2 separate regions of the Mus musculus genome follow, and region 2 is linked to region 1. Evidence: chromatin loops called from intact Hi-C (ENCODE). Cell type or tissue: left cerebral cortex. All regions are shown on one strand. Links, peaks and the distances in the headings refer to the core of each region. The heading gives the core; the rest is flanking DNA. Region 1 overlaps Gm41325 (a long non-coding RNA gene). Region 2 overlaps Gm35312 (a long non-coding RNA gene).

What was found. A loop is a pair of places that touch in the nucleus more often than their neighbours do. Peaks named below come from ENCODE experiments on the same cell type or tissue, not always from the same donor. Only the 100,000 strongest peaks of a DNase experiment are listed, where the experiment ranks them.
Region 2: it touches region 1 in a loop (4-fold over the local background); 26 of 42 quality-filtered maps call a loop at or near these places.

Annotation. Positions count from the first base shown.
Region 1 is chr15:55,092,886-55,101,218 of GRCm38, forward strand. It overlaps Gm41325 (a long non-coding RNA gene), which reads left to right. Exons shown (of 4, transcript XR_003951651.1): 3 at 4,768-4,944; 4 at 5,059-5,135. It overlaps Gm9920 (predicted gene 9920), which reads right to left. Exons shown (of 5, transcript NR_045093.1): 5 at 7,032-7,307. Among named protein-coding and RNA genes, the nearest start is that of Dscc1, 6.6 kb to the left of the region's middle. In left cerebral cortex, for the core only: a CTCF peak has its summit at 4,363 (motif pointing right); a DNase peak (open chromatin) is centred at 4,397.
Region 2 is chr15:55,271,827-55,280,159 of GRCm38, forward strand. Gm35312 (a long non-coding RNA gene) reads right to left here. Exons shown (of 3, transcript XR_001781719.2): 2 at 8,264-8,333; 3 at 6,269-7,907. Among named protein-coding and RNA genes, the nearest start is that of Gm35312, 6.1 kb to the right of the region's middle. In left cerebral cortex, for the core only: no CTCF peak of the experiment used is centred there; a DNase peak (open chromatin) is centred at 4,389; H3K4me3 peaks cover 77 bases.

The DNA of each region.
Region 1 (8,333 bases), core at 241-8,240:
GCAGCATGTTTCAGAATTCCATCAAGTTGACAACCCAAATTAGCCATTGTACTGGCTGGTTTTGTGCGTCAACTTGACACAGGCTGCACTTATCACAGAGAAAGGAGCCTCCCTTGAGGAAAAGCTTCCATGAGGTCCAGCTGTAAGGCATTTTTCTCAATTAGTGATCAAGGGTGGGAGAGCCCATGTGGTGTAAGACCCCTGAAGCTGGGCCTCTGCCCAAGTCCCGGGATGAGCTGGCCTACACTCCAATGACTCGAGAGAAAAACACACCTGATGCAAACTGTAAGAGGACTAACTCCTTCCACCACACAGGGCAGGGGAGTTCGACCCCCAGTGGTAACAGTAGGGGGCTTTTAAAGGAAAAGTGAGGAATTGGGAGGAGTTGGGAGGAGAATTGGCTACAGCTCTTCTCTGGTGGGGGTGGGGGGGTGGGGAGTGAGCTGTAGCTCCTCTCTGGTGTCTATCTCCTTGGCACAGGGAGCCAGGCAGGCGCCTGGCTAGGTCTTCCTAAAATTATCACATCTCTGGCTGTAAGGCTCAAAAACAAAAAGGCTTTTTGCTGGCTATAGAGAGCAAAGAACTTCTTTCTGGCTGTATTTTTAGAGATCAGGGAAAACAAGCTTGGGGGGAAACGCTTTAAGTCGGGGGAGGGAGGTCTCACAGTGGGTGGTACCATCTCTGGGCTAGTAGTCTTGGGTTCTATAAGACAGCAAGCTGAGCAAGGCAGGGGAAACAAGCCAGTAACATCCCTCCATGGCCACTGCATCAGCTCCTGCTTCCTGACCTGCTTGAGTTCCAGTCCTGACTTCCTTTGGTGATGAACAGCAATGTGGAAGTGTAAGCTGAATAAACCCTTTCCTCTCCAACTTGCTTCTTGGTCATGATGTTTTATTCAGGAATACAAACCCTGACTAAGATAGCCATCATATAAGTTCTTTCACTTCCTGCGAGATGGACTTGGGCTCCTCTGTTAAAATTGAATGATTGTGCCAAAAGGTTGCTAGGGGAAGAGATTTGTCATTAAGTGTGGACCCTGGGTGCCACATTAACTGATCAACTAGACAAAAGGTATGCACTGGTGTTACAGTGGCAAGTCTGTTATAAGTGAGCACCCTCCCTCTGGTTGAAATTGAGGCTTGTTCAACATGAGAGAATACATGTTTAGTACTGTAAACCTGGTAAGGTGGTTTTTGTTGTTGTTGGTTTTTGTTTGTTTGTTTGTTTGTTTAAAAGTCCCTGATTTGGGAGGTCATAGACTCTCATGAGGAAGCTACTGCTGTTGTTTTATTAAGTGGGCATGGCGTGCCTATCAAATTGCCTTTTAAATAACCATGTCTATTGTTGTAGATTGGACAGCCTTTATCAGATGAGCTTCTTTTTTGCTGTGACCAGAGGCGATTATACAGATTTGGAATTGGTCAGAGTGCTAAGAATAGTGACTCCTGAGTTTTTGCCCATAACTGTGATGCCTGCATTATCCCTCTCAAGGCTCAGGGAACAACTTGCATGAAGGAGGTGGAACGAATGTCGGAGCCAGAGGATAAGGCGAAGTGTTGTAGAATGCTGCTTCCTGGGCATGGCATGGCCACAGTGCTCTTGAACTCATAGCAACTGGGGTTCTCTGCAGTACCTACAGAGGATTGGGCTTATCAACATCTTGCTACAAGAGGGAGGGGACCCTTCCCCTCTCTGAGGATTTATAGGTAGCTAATGGTTGTTTGGGGGAAAGGAAAGACATTTTCTTTAGTGATGTAGCCACTGACAAATTGCTCGTGTTCATATGAGGAAGCTCTTACCCACACTCCAGTAAGCAACCCTTGTAAAAGTTATGGTCTGGTTCTTCCTCCCAGCCCATGCTCCCAGAAATAAGACTCAAAATATATTTATAAATAGTTTGGCCATATAACTAGGCTCTTCTCTGACCAGATCATAACTTGGAATAACCCATTCATTTTAATCTACATTCTGCCATATGGCTGGTTTGGTTTTTTGGTTTTTTGTTTTTTTGTTTTTGTTTTTTTTTTTTTTTGGTTTTTCGAGACAGGGTTTCTCTGTATAGCCCTGGCTGTCCTGGAACTCACTCTGTAGACCAGGCTGGCCTCGAACTCAGAAATCCGCCTGCCTCTGCCTCCTGAGTGCTGGGATTAAAGGCGTGTGCCACCACGCCCGGCTCCATATGGCTGGTTACTTGTGCTCAGGTAACATGTGTCCATCTTCTCACATCTTCCCAGGTAGATCTCCTGCATGGCTCTATCCCAGAATTCTCTCTCCTCCCAGATTTCCCTCCTCCTACTTCCTGCCTTAGCCATAGCCATCAGATTTATTATTGACAGGTGCCACATCCATGCATTCATGAGATATTCTCTCTACAAACCCTAGTGGAACTCACTGGGTCACAGGAGTGAGAGACTCATGAGACAGAAGAGAGGCTAGTTAGGAAGTTAGAGGAGGGAAATGCGGAGGGTTAAATGTAGTCAGCCTGTATGAAAATCAACGTGGATGAAAATGTCATGGTGAAACCCATTATTATCTGTAATCAATATATGCTAATAAATGTCAAGAGCCATCATACAACGAGCTAATAACTCGCAGGCGATCTTCCTGAGATGGTCTGCTTCAGATTATAATATGCGACAGATTTGCTCTATAGGAGAGGCCCAAGAGGATTTGTTTTAGGAAAGATTCCTGCTATTAATATGCTTTTCCTGTTATTATTAAACATATATATCACTAGGTATTAGCCCACCCCTTTTGAACAGATCTCTGCAGAGCTACAAAGATGTACTGTCTTGTAGTGATGCTATATAGACAAGTAGATGATTTAAGTCTTAATGATGATCCTGTAAGAATTCCTAAAATTATATCAGTGATTATTAAGCTCTTTTATAATGGGACTGCTATTAGGTCCTTTTCTGATAGTCAAAACTGCAATGAGAACTCTGTCAGTCTCCCATGTGTCACCAGTTAATCTCTCTTAGATAGTAACCAGACTTTCTCCTACTCAGAGCACATTCCAAGAGGTTGTAAAACAATTAACCAAAGATCATAAAAAGGGAACTAATGGTTTGCTATAGGTGTCAGGACAGAAGGTAAAATATTGACTGGGTTTATCTATACAAAACTCCACTGATAACTTAGTTATGGTTTTCAACTCACAACCCGTGGAGCTGAGACAGGTGATGGATGTTTAGCTAGATAATAACTCCTAGTGGATATGCATGTAGACATTCTCTGTTGCAAACGTCTATTCCAGTTTATGATTTGATTTTGTGTGTGTGTGAACTTGTGGTGAACTTTTTAACATGTGGTCATGTATTCTGAAAGATGTTTAAGTGCTGAGGAAAAAGAGAAGAGTCAGAGGCGCTGAGCTAAAGAGGACCTTTTTGGACAGAACACTTCTTAGAGAGAAGAATAGAATTTTTCCTTATTCCCTTTTTTCCATTCATTTTGTCTTCCCCTCCCCCTTTTCTTAGATAGCTTTCATAGAAAATGTTTTACAACTTAGAAATAAATGTTATAATCTCACTTTTTAAAGTGTCCCCTTTTCTTCCTGTGACTTCGACTAGCAGGCTGAAAGTTAGTCAAGAAGTTCCTGCTGAGATAGAACAAAGGCCGCATTACTTGATACCCTAATGTTAGGCTACAGGTGTTAATTGCCTAAGCCAGCAGCTCTTTACCCTCAGTTAGAGCAAGAAAGTCTTTAGGACTTTTTAGAAGTTATCATCAGCATTTCAGTGTAGTTAGAGAGTCTGGAGAACCTCAGACTTCAAAGCCACAGCTGAGTCCTACTCTGTGTCTCTGCCACTACCCTCTCCAGGCCAGGAGGCTCCCAGCAAATAAAATACAATTTTAAAAAAATGAATAGTAGCTGGGCGGTGGTGGCACATGCCTTTAATCCCAGCACTTGGGAGGCAGAGGCAGGCAGATTTCTGAGTTCGAGGCCAGCCTGGTCTACAGAGTTAGTTCTAGGACAACCAGAGCTACACAGGAAACCCTGACGCGGGGGGGGGGGGGGGGGGCGGGAAGAGTAGGCTTGGGTGTATATTGTCATGATGGACAGATTACCTCACATGAAAAGGCTCTTTCAGGAACCCCCAGAACAGAGAGAAAAACATGTTAGTGGCAAAAATTACAAGCTCCAGGAGAAACAGACTCAAGTAGTGTCTTAATATCTGAGAACCTGCCCCACCTCTGTTGACAATGAATGACTTCAGATGAGGCGGTTCCAGTTTGCAACTAGATTAATTCATTTTGCAGGGAATACGATAGCTTAACCTATCTTTTGCCAAAGACCATTAGGAATTTTGCTTGTCAAATAAGTTTTGCTTGTAAAACTATTCCAATTTTTACCACTAGATGGTAGTATTGCTTCATGTTTCACAGACAAACCTCTGTCACTCTTTGTAGTGGTTTGAATATGCTTGGCCCAGGGAATGACAAGGTGTGGCCTTTAAGACCCTTGTCCTAGCTGCCTGGAAGCCAGTTGTCTCTTAGCAGCCTTCAGATAAAGATGTAGAATTCTCAGCTCCTCCTGCAGCATGCCTGCCTGGATGCTGCCCCAATTAAATGTTGTCCTTTGCCTTGGTCATGGTGTCTCATCACAGGAATACACACCTAAGACACTCTTGTTCACCATCATCTTAAAAAGGAAAGCCAAGGTCATGTACTGAGAATAATGACTGTTGCTGCTCAGCCATAAAGGAAACATCTGTATCACTCCCTTTAAAACAAGGAAACATCTGTATCACTCCCTTTAAAACACAGAGAGTTCCAGGAGATGGAGTGCAAAGACGGTAAGGACTAATGGATGAACCGGAGTGCCACACAATGCTGTCTCCTGGCTTTGACCTGACCATCATAATCATGAGTGCATAGCAGCTCCCTGCGCAAAGCCTGAGCCAACCGCCACCACCACCACTGACAACACAAAAAAGATATGGGGTAAGAAGAATCGGGTCAGCAGGGGTTGGAGACAACAGGGAGGATAGTGGGAGTCACAGGTCACAGATTGTCCCATCACGCCTGGTTCTGACCTCTTCCTCACTTCTGACTTAGCTATAACTCAATTGTTGCGAAGAGTCAACATGGCCAAGTTTATAGAAGAGTTTATGGAGGCTTGCTTACAGTTTCAGAGGGTGAGCTCATGGCAGGTAGGTAGGTATGTCCCTGGAGCAATAGCTGAAAGTTCATGTCTTGAGTTAATGACCATCAAGTAGAGAAAGAGGGAGAGGGAGAGAGACAGAGGGAGGGAGGGAAAGAGGGAGGAGGGAGGGAGGGAGGGAGGGAGGGAGGGAGGGAGGGAGGGAGGGAGGATGGATGGAAACTGGGAATGATCTAGACTTTTGAAACCTCAAGCCTCACCCCTGGTGGCACAACTCCTTCACCAAGGCCACACCTCCTAGTCTTTCCCAAATAGTTTCACTAAGTCAGGACCAAGTATTCAAATCTATTTTGCAGGGCGTGGGGGGGGGGGGGCATTCTCATTTTAAACACCATACTTTCTAGTTTCTTACCAAGGCCTCCACGGTGGTTTAAACGAGATGTCACCCACAGTTGCTGGTGCTGATTGGAGAGGCTTAGAAAGTGCCACCTTGTTAGAGGAAGTGTACTGGTGGCAGTGGGCGTGGGGGAATAAAGGAGGTGGAAGAGAACCCACACCCCTCGAGAGTGCTCTGGGCAGGCAGACACAGAGGACTGCCTTGTGCTTTCCACTCAGCCTTGTGGGTGTCTGGCTGTGGGAAGTCATGGACCCAGTCTGATGGGGATGGGGGATGAACGGGGGGGGGGGGGTAGGCCAGTCCCGGGGCCTCACGGAGGCCAGAGATAACAGGTTTTAAGTCTTGGACATCCCAGACGCCGCTGAATGTCACAGAAGAGCTGAGAACAAAATCCCCCCCCCCGGCCCCCCAGGGCTGAAGGGAGGAGAGGGCAGGGGGAGAGGAAGTGGTGATTCCCACAAGAGCAAGAGTCCTTGGTCAGGTCTGTGGCTGGAGTGAGGAAGGCCTTCCGGCAGGAGGTTAGATGAGGCTCTTTAGGGGAAAGCCTATCCCATCTTTCAAACACGGAGGGCCTTGATGAGCAGAGACAGTCTATGGTTTTAGAGCTTTATTGTAGAAAGGAGGAGAGAAAGAGGGAAGGTAAAAGAAAGAGAGAGACCGGACATGGCCATGTGTGGAGAAGGGAGGAAAGGAGTGGGAAAAGGAGAGCTAGAGATGAGAGTAAGAAAGATGAGAGCTTGAGAGAGAGGGGAGGGGCCAAGCAGCCCCTTTTATAGTGGGCTGGGCTATCTTGTAGCTGCAGGGTAACTGTGGGGAGGAGCATACCTGGCTATTGGCAGGTAACCATGAGGGTGGAGTCTAGCTAGAATGCCAGGAGCCTGGGACTTTGTCTGCATGACTGATAATCACAGAATAATGGAATTGGGGGCTCTGTGGTGTCCGGCACCTATCTCTGGGAACGTGGCTCACTGTTCTGTCCCTTGTAGAGTTTTCTACTGGGTCTCCGGAGCAAGCCTCGCTCAACCAAACAGGCTGCCTTTCATTGTCCCACAGTGTACCAAATGAAGATGGGCTTTGAGAATTTGAAAGATTGTCTCCATTTCTAGTTTGCTTTCTCAGCTTCCTAGCTGAGGTTCAAGATATGAGCGCTCAGTATCTTCTCCCTCAATTGTACCTACCACCTGCTACCATAATGAACTCTCAAAACCCGCTGGAAACTTGAGCCCCAATGTACCCTTCTTTCTATATTCTTAGTATTTAATCACAGCAATATAAAAGTAACCAATGTAGTCTCTTATTTACTGAATCTAGCTGCAAGTTGCTATGTGATATAGGAATTTGAGAAATGGAACCTTCAATCTCAAACCACGTATGATACAGAGCACAGTGACAAAGGAATCTGGGAACTAGAGAGTAAACAGATGCTAAAAGATGAGTCCACTGTGTTGCAGGGAGGTAAGGGCTGAGACCTTTCCTCACCATCAGAAGGACCAAAAGCTCAACTCTTATAATAAAAGGTAAGTCAACAAGTGCAAACATTATTATTTAATAAGCATTTTACACGACAGGGGAGCCTGTTGTCAGTGCGAAAACACAGCTCTCACTTCAAAAGCAATAAAAGATAGCTCGTCCTAGAGCCAAATATGAGTGACTGTGCATAGCTCAGAACACAGATTTAGGCTGCCCCAAGTTCAACTTGACACAAGCTAGAGTCGTCAGTGAAGAAGGAGCCTCAGTTGAGGAAATCCCTCCATGAGATCCAGCTGTAAGGCATTTTCTCAGTTGTGGGTGGTGCCATCCCGGGTTCTATAAGAAAGCAGGGTGAGCAAGCCATGAGGAGCAAGACAGTAAGCAGTCCCCCTTCGTACCTTCTACATCAGCTTCTGCCTCCAGGTTCCTGCCCTGTTTGAGTTCCTGTCCTGACTTCCCTCAATGATGAAGAGTGCTATGGAACTGTAAGCCAAGTGCAACCCCTTTTCCTCCCTAACTTGCTCTTTGGTCATGATATTTCATCACGGCCATAGAAACCCTAACTCAGACAATATCCCAATATGGAAGCAGGGTTTTGAAGTTTGTATAACAGAACAAAGAAAGTCATAAATCAAGACTCTTAAAATACTCTGGTATATACATTAAGTATGTGGCTACAGAAAAAAACACAGCAGACTTGGCTATAAGCCAAGACTTTTAGCCTTTTGGTTGGAAAATTAAGAGTTTCTTTAATATATCCCAAAAGACTTTTATCTGTAGTCAGGGTGTAAGGTTCAACACAGAAGGGCACAAGGAATGGCTCTTGGGTGGGTTAAAGGTAGCCCAAGATAAACTGTAGCAGGCTCTGGACTTGCAACATTCTAAATCTCGAAGGTCACTGAAATTCTAGTCTGCCAATCAGCATTTGTAGACAAAGCTTCTTCCCAGGAATTCTCATTCACACTATGAATAAAAGATCCAAAGAACAGCGTGGACCACCCACTCTTATGCTTATGTCTGATGGAGTATATGTAGCCATTTAGCAATATAAGTTGTCAATCGGGTATAATCATCAACCAGTCTGGGGAGAGGGGACACACAGCCCAGCCCGGCCTACCTGAGCACGTTCTTTTTTTTTTTTTTTTTCAGATTTTATTTATTTTACTTTATATAAGTACACTGTAGCTGTCTTCAGACCACACCAGAAGAGGGCATTGGATCCCATTACAGATGGTTGTGAGCCACCATGTGGTTGCTGAGATTTGAACTCAGGACCTCAGGAAGAGCAGTCGGTACTCTTATCTGCTAAGCCATCTCTCCAGCCCTGAGCACATTCCTTTTGGCCTCTTAATGTAGTTATAG
Region 2 (8,333 bases), core at 255-8,254, 180 kb after region 1:
TGCAAGAGGATTTTTATTTAAGAGCACTCTCAGGCCCACGGTCATACACCACGCAGGGGTAGAGGACCGTGGCGCCCGAGTAGCTGGATAAGGGGGTATTTAAAGGAAGAAACCACAACTCAAGGAGGTGGGAAGGGCATTGTTGGAAAATACCAAAAATACCAGTTAAGAGTCACAAGGAAGTGTAAAGTTACAAGAGTCACTAGGAATACCTGGTAATTGTGAGGGTTGTTTCTCAAGACAGTTTCTAAGAGCCCCTAACAATAGCACATTTGCATAGCAGGTTCCAGCAATGGTCAGGGTGACTTTCTCTGAATGAACACTCTTTGAACCCAGGAAGCAGGTCAGTGGAGGAATGTCGCTATCTGTTTTATGATTAGCATACCTTCACAAAGGCTACATTCCCTAGCCTGGGCCTAAAGGCCTAGAATTTTGTTTTTACTTTGTTATACTTTTACTGCCACTTGGCTCACACCTGCCCGCTGGCCTAGGTCCCTGGGAGGAGCTTAGCAGTACATTAACCAACACTCTTGCTGTCTGTTTTTGGTATTATCACCTTATTTTTGAGACAGGTTTTCACATAGTGCAGGGTGGCCTCCAATTTATGCTGCAGCAGGCGATCTTGAACTTGTAATCCTCCTGCCTCTACCTCCCACATACTAAGGTCACAGATGCATACTACCACCCATAGATATTTTTCTTTGTTTTCTTTTGAGACAGGGTCTTGCTAGAGTGGAGGCCGACCTTGAACTTACTATGTAGTCCAAGCCAGCCTCAAATTCACAGTGATCCTCCTGCTTCAGTTTGCCAAATGCTGGGGTTACAGGCATGAGCTACCATGTCTGGCTCTCTCTCCATCCTGGCCATAGTTAGGTGTTCTACCTCACCACAGGTCCAGTGTCTGTGGAATGTGCCAGCCATGAGCTGTAAACTGGCCACGTCCACGTTTGCCTTGCTTAATCCTTACAAAATGTCACTTTGAAGAGGTCAGCATAGGAACTTTGGGAAGGTCATGAAACACCGCTCTGGCAGGGAGAGGCTAATTAGCATTTCTCAGACCACAGGGTGGGAATGGACCTGTGGGTGGTGACACATTCCTCAGGACTGACCATTGCCCACCTTCAGACAAGGGAAGTCTTTGTCACCTCATTCCCTAAAGACCAATCAGTTTAAAGGGCGCACTGTTCCACCAATCATATTGTACCTAATTGCTGATGCTCTGTTCTGCCCCTGGAAACCATATAAAAACTCGCTGAACTGGTGCCGGGGTTTGCCACCTCTCTTTCGGGTCTGTGATAACCCCAGTGCACTGGAACAATAAATTCCTCTTGCTCTTTGCATCGATCCTGGCTTCATGTGGTTCACTCACGAGGTCCCCTGTAAGCTAAAGCTCCCCTGAGTCTTACAACTAAACTGCTACAAAATTAAATCAGATGAGATAACCCACATAAAATGCTTACAGTACAGTATCATTTACTTGTTAATATAATTTGTAAACTGGATAGAGTGGCCCATGTTTGTAACCTTGGCACTTAGGGGTTAGATGCAGTCAGAAGGTTAGGTTAAGGGCCAACTTGGCTACTTAGTGGAACTCTGTGTTAAAAGAAAAAACATAAACAGATGATAGCATTATGCAGTTTTATTCTCAGTGCACATTGACTGTGATGAAACTGTGGCTCACTGCCTAGTTGTCTGCTCACCAATACTGTCTAAGCACCCATGCCTCTCCTTTGTGTGCATGGAGGTGGGCAAATGAGATTCACTTCTGGCAAACGGTGAGTGAATAGAAATTGTATATACAAAGCTATCTATAAAAATATCCTATGAGGGCTGAGGAGATGGCTCAGATGGGTTCTGTTCTTGCCACACAAGGAGGAGCGACCTGAGTTTGATTCCCATGGAAAAGGCTGAGTAAGCAAATGGCTCATGTTGGCAAGGATGTGGAGCAAGGGAACACTTCTCAATTGCTGATAGGAGTTCAAACTTGTACAACCACTTTGGAAATCAATTTGGCCTTTTCTTAGAATATTGGAAATAGTTCTACCACAAGACCTAGCTCTACCACTCCTAAACATATACCCAAAAGATGCACCAATATCTCACTAAGACACTTGCTCAACTATATTCATAGAAGCCTTATTTATAATAGCCAGAAGCTGGAAACAATCTAGATGCCCTTCAACCAAAGAATGGATAAAGAAAATATGATACATTTACAACGTGGAATACTACTCAGCTATTAAAAAGAATCACATCATGAAATTTGTAGGTAAATGGATGGGTCTAGAAAAGATCATCTTGAATGACATAAGCCACACACAGAAAGACAAACATGGTATGTATTTGCTTATAAGTGGTATTAGCCATAAAGTACAGGATAAACATGGTACAATCCACAGACCCAAAGAAGCTAAGTAACAAGGAGGGCCAAAGGGAGAATGTTTGAATCTCACTGAGAAGGGGAAATAAAATAGACATGGGTGGGGGCAGCATGGATGAAGAAATGGAGCTGAGCAGAAGAGGGAATGGGAAGAGAAGGGGAAGGATCAAGTGTGGAGAGGGCAGAGGGAGAGAGAACTGGAATCAATATGTGTAGGGGGTAGGGGATAAGTTTCTGTGATCATCTGAACTAGAAATGCAGGACAATGGAAACTCCTAGGACTCTATGTGGGTGACCCTAGCTGAGATTCATAGCAATAGGGGATACAGAACCTAAAATGGCTACCACCTGTAACCAGACAAGACTTCCAATGGTGGGATAGAGACACCAATCCAGCCATAAAACCTTTGACCCACAATTATTCCTGCCTACAAGATGTGTAGAAATAAAGATGGAACAGAAGTTGGCCCAACCAATGACTGGCCCAATCTCATGGGCAAAGAGACATTATTAATGATATTCTGCTATGCTTGCAGACAGGACCCTAGCATAACTGTCATCTGAGAGACTTCACCCAGTAGCTGATGGAAACAAATGCAGAGACGCAGAGCCAAACATGAGATGGAGTTCAGGGAATTCTCTTGAAAGAAGGGGAAGAAAGATGAGGTGAGCAAGAGAGGTCAAGGACACCACAAGATACCCTACAGGACCAACTAATTTGGGTCATAGGGGCTCACAGAAACTGAACTGCCCATCAGAGAGCATGCATGGGATTGATCTAGTCTCCTCACACATATAGATCAGATGTACAGCTTGGTCCTCATGTGGGACCTCTATCAGCAGGAGAAGAGGCTGTCTCTGACTCTGTTGCCTGCCTTTGGACCCCTGTCTGATACCTGGACTGCCTTGCCTAGCCTCAGTAGGAGAAGATGCACCTAGTCCTACTGCAACTTGATGTGCTAAGGGGCATTGATATTCATAGGAGGTCTCCACTTCTCTGAGAAGAAAAGGAGGGAGGGGTAAGGGGAGGGGTAAGGGGAGGGGTGAGGGGAGGGGCCTGGGAGGAGAGGAGGGAGGGGAAGCTTATATTTGGATGTAAATTAATTAATTAGTGAAAAATTCTCAGCATATTTGTTTGTTTGTTTGTTTATTAGCTGTCTTCAGACACACCAGAAGAGTACATTAGATCCCATTACAGATAGTTGTGAGCTACCATGTGGTTTCTGGGAATTGAAGGCAGGACCTCTGGAAGAGCAGTCAGTGTTCTTAACCACTGTGCCATTTCTCCTGACCCTCAGCATATCTTATTAATATGGAAAAACTTTTGCTTTGTAATTTTCTTTTCCTTTCTTTCTTTCTTTCTTTCTTTCTTTCTTTCTTTCTTTCTTTCTTTCTTTCTTTCTTTCTTCTTTCCTTTCTTTCTTTCTTTCTTTCTTTCTTTCTTTCTTTCTTTCTTTCTTTTTTTGCTTTGTAATTTTCTAAAAGTAAAGGTTTAACAACAACAAGAAGGAAAACAAAGAAATTTTAATGAATCTTTTGGAGAGCAACAATCTTCTCACCTCTACTCTTAAAACCCTCTATTTTTACTTTATGTGATAAACACCTATCTACTTAAAAATTAAAAAAAATAAAAGAGCTAAGTCTGGTGGCAGATGCTTGTTATCCCAGTACTAGGGAGTCAGAGACAGAAGCATCCAGGGCTCAGTGGCCAGCCAGATTAGCCCAATTTGTGGGGCCAGGTTCCAATGAAGATGATCTTGAAATACTAGGTAGATAATTCTTGAGGAGTGAAATCAGAGGTTGATCTTTAACCCACACACAAATATGCATACATGTGCATCTGGACACACATGAACCTGAACAAACATGAATCTGCACACTCATGAACACACACACACACCAATTATCCTGTAAGATCTCATTCTCCCTCTCTCTGCTTATATGGGGCTGGGCAAGGGGAAGAATTCTGTGGTAGAGGAGCCACGTAGTGAGTGGGTGGAGTTTAGATCCGTGCTGAGTCATCGGTGGAAGAGAGCACCCCCGTACCCTAGGCTCTGCTAAGCAGAAGGGAACTCTTATGAATCAAGTCACTGAGAGTTGGGAATTTTTGTTATTATAGTTCATGTTGGCATAATAATATTAAAGAGAAGAGTGTGCACGGCGCGCGCGCGCACACGCGCGCACACACACACACACACACACACACACACACGGCAGTTAATTCTTTTTTGTTTGTCGTTCAGTGCTGAAAATTGAATCTAGCACATTTTACCACTATAGCCCCAGTGAAGTAGAAGATTCACCCAAGTAATAAGTCAGCAGAGCTGAGTGGAAGAAGTTTTGGAAAGCCATAGAGCATCCTCCGGCTTAGAGGTGAACCCGGGGTTACACGGTGACCGTGGCAGAGCTGAGATGCAAATCAAGTGTGTCCTTCTGCAGGAACTGTATTTTCCAGCAGCTTTGAGAGAAACCGCAAAGGAGTCTTCTGGAAGGGTCAGTGCTAAGGCACAAGGTCTCGGGAGACAAAACAGGCTGAATTAAATATTAACTGAGGAGTTTTTGGATGAAGGATGATGCAGAGCCTCAGAGGCAGTGAAGAAGCAACTGTGAGCTGCACCGAACTGTGAAAATAGATCACGCAGTCAGAAGCCAAAGGATGAGAGCAAAGCAGACTATAGAGCCATGAAATTGACATCATGGAAAGGCTCTCGAACGTGCCATCTAGACTAGACAGTGACAGGAAAGCAGATGGAGGCTGTTTGGGACGTAGTAGGAGGCCAGTGGAAGGGAGAGAGAGAACAAGAGAAGGTAGTCAAAGGATGTTGCATGCCTATATGAAAGTGTTATTATAGATTCCATTATTTTGTAGCTGGAGAGACGGCTTAGCCAGCACAAGTGCTTGCCGCGTGAGTGTTAAGACCTGAGTTCAGATCTGCAGCACTCAGGGCAGGGAAAAAAAATTATCTGGGCACAGTGACACTCACTGTATCCCCAGGACTGTGTAAAACAGAAGCAGACAGCCCCTTGGTACTCACTGGCTAGCAGCCTAAGTAACTCAGGGAGCTCCCCGTTCAGTGGGAAACTGTCACAAAAGTAAGATGGGGAGCAAATGAGGGAGGCCAGTTCCCAGTGTTAACCTCAGCCTCCTCTCAGCCTCCTCCTGTATACACACTGCTTGGTGTCGAGATTTTTTTTTTTTTTTTTTTTTTTGGTTTTTCGAGGCAGGGTTTCTCTGTGTAGCCCTGGCTGTCCTGGCACTCACTTTGTAGACCAGGCTGGCCTCGAACTCAGAAATCCGCCTGCCTCTGCCTCCCGTGTGCTGGGTTTAAAGGCATGCGCCACCAAGCCCGGCTAGTGTCCGAGATTTTGAACGATGAATATACATTAATCTTGAGAGGAAGGGGAAGGAAAGGGATCCAAGCTGAGTAACGAGTCACAGGAGTAGTTTGGAATCTGACTTCAATGTGACATTGGCTAAGAAAGTAACATTGGTGGATAGAAGCCAGGCAGGAAGTGAAAGCGTCATAAAATTTCAGATTAATTCCTATGGGCACTAGCTCTCTACCTTCACCTGCTGCTATTATGCAATACAGAAACATGGCCTATAAAAACTAACTCCCTTCTCACTCCAAGGGTTCAGACTTGCGACTCTAGGAAGATCGGCAACCTTACCTTCAGCCTTGAGCATTCAGCTCAGAGATGTTAATAAACGAGCTCACTCTGCCTTCAGTGATAGACACACAAACTAGCTGGTTTTATAACTGACTTAGGACATGTCCTTCTTCATTGTATATGATTTTGGTCATCTACTCTGAATACACATATACAAAACTTTAAAAATAAATTAAAAAAATATATATTTAAAAGAAAAAAGAAGCAAAGAAAAACTTAAGAGAACTGATTTTATTGTTTTTATTATAGTCACATCGAAATACAAATAATGATCAGTAATGTATCACCCACCTGGGACATTTCTGATACTGGAGGAGGGACCTGCTATTGATTAAGCTGGGGTTGCCTATGCTATATGGAAGGTCTGCTCATCATGTGTTAGGAAACAAGGTGTGTGTGTGTGTGGTCACAATATTAAAGTTTTCAGTGGGGCTGAAGCTCACTCACTAAAGTATAACCCTGAAATCCTGGATTTGATTGTCAGCACTGCAAAACAATAAATATCAAAATGTCATCTATAATACTTCGTAAAAGAAAAGGACTGAGGCTGAGGAGTGAGGTGGTGACTCTGTCCTTAAAATGCCTGCCATGCACACACAGGACCTGAAGTCAGATCCACACCACTCACGTAAGCTGGGTGTGGCTGTGATGTGTACCTATAACTCCAGAGCTGGGAGGGCCAGGGGCGACTGATCCTTCCCGTTGGCTAGGGTGTGGCTGTGATGTAGAGCTGGGAGGGCCAGGGGCGACTGATCCTTCCCGTTGGCTGGTCTAGCTGACTCACAGAACTCCAGGTTCAGTGGGCGACCCTATCTGGAAAAATAAGGTGCACAGCAATCCAGGGGAAAAACCTAATGTTGACCTCTGGCCTCTACATTCAGAATTATGTGTTTGTGTCCACACTCACATGTGTGTACTCTACACACACCTGAAACACACATAAACTTTTTTTTTTTTAAATTAGACTTATGTCTTTTATTTTATGAGTTTTTTCTTCCGTGTGTGTGTGTGTGAGTCCCATGTGCATGCCTGGGCACTGCTAAGGTCAGCAGAGGGACCAGATTCCCTGCAACTGAAGTTTAGATGGTTGTGAGTTTCCATGTGAGGGCTGGGAATTGAACCCAGGTTTTCTGAAGGAATGGTGTCCCTCAGGGCTGGGGTCTCTCTCCAGCTCCCACACATTAACATTCTCTCTCTCTTCTCTCTCTCCAAATATATGTATATATATGTGAGTATATATATTTACTCTCCCTTTTTTTTCTCTTTTATGTATCTTGAGGTGATTTTATTTAGTTAAAGTACACACACCACATCTGTCAGAAGGTTCAGATTCTTTCAGCTTACCCATCATAATGGAAAGACACTGTTCCATTAGCTTTGGTGTGACATGCCTTGCTTGTGAATTTCTAGTAGTCTGGCTTACACCATACGACGTTACTGGGGTTACTGGGAAGATCTCTGTGACAAGAGATTCCTACCACCAGCTCACTGTAGGTCACGCACATATCCCTCCAGTGTGGAGGCACATGCACACTGTGAAACAAGAATGCCAATAATTTCAAGGAACATTTTGCCAAAGAGAAAGGCAGTTCTGGGAAGCCACCCCACAACTGTCCACTGAGATGGCTTTTTTTTTTTTTCCGAGACAGGGTTTCTCTGTGCAGTCCGGGCTGTCCTGGAACTCACTCTGTAGACCAGGCTGGCCTCAAACTCAGAAATTCGCCTGCCTCTGCCTCCCAAGTGCTGGGATTAAAGGCGTGCGCCACCATGCCGGGCGAGGCGGCTTTTTAATAGAGCACCTGCAGCCAAGTCCACAGGCAGTGCTGGAACTAAAGACTGTTACAGGAAGGACTCGCTGGGAAAGAGATAAGACCATGACTGTTAGCATTTCTTCTTTTCTTCTAGGCCCCGCCCAACAGTTACCTAGCAACGGCCAGGTAGGAGCCTGGCTAGTTATAAAAAGACTGAAACTCCCCGCCCCCCTTTTCTGGCCCCCCCCCTCTCTCTCCCCCTCCCTCCCTACCTCCCCACCCCGTTCCAGCCCCTTCCCTTCTTTCTCCTCTCTCTGGTCTATTTCCTTCTTACCCCGCCCCCTTCTCACGCGCCCAAATAAACTTCATTTTACACTAGACCCGTCTTATGGCTGGTACTTGGGGTGGGGGATGCCTCAGCATGGGCTCGCTAAGGCACCCCCCTCCCGCTGTATCATACCTCATTTTACGAAACATATCAATGACTGCTGTAGATCTGCAGCTCTCTTTTCTTTGGACAGGGACGTAGG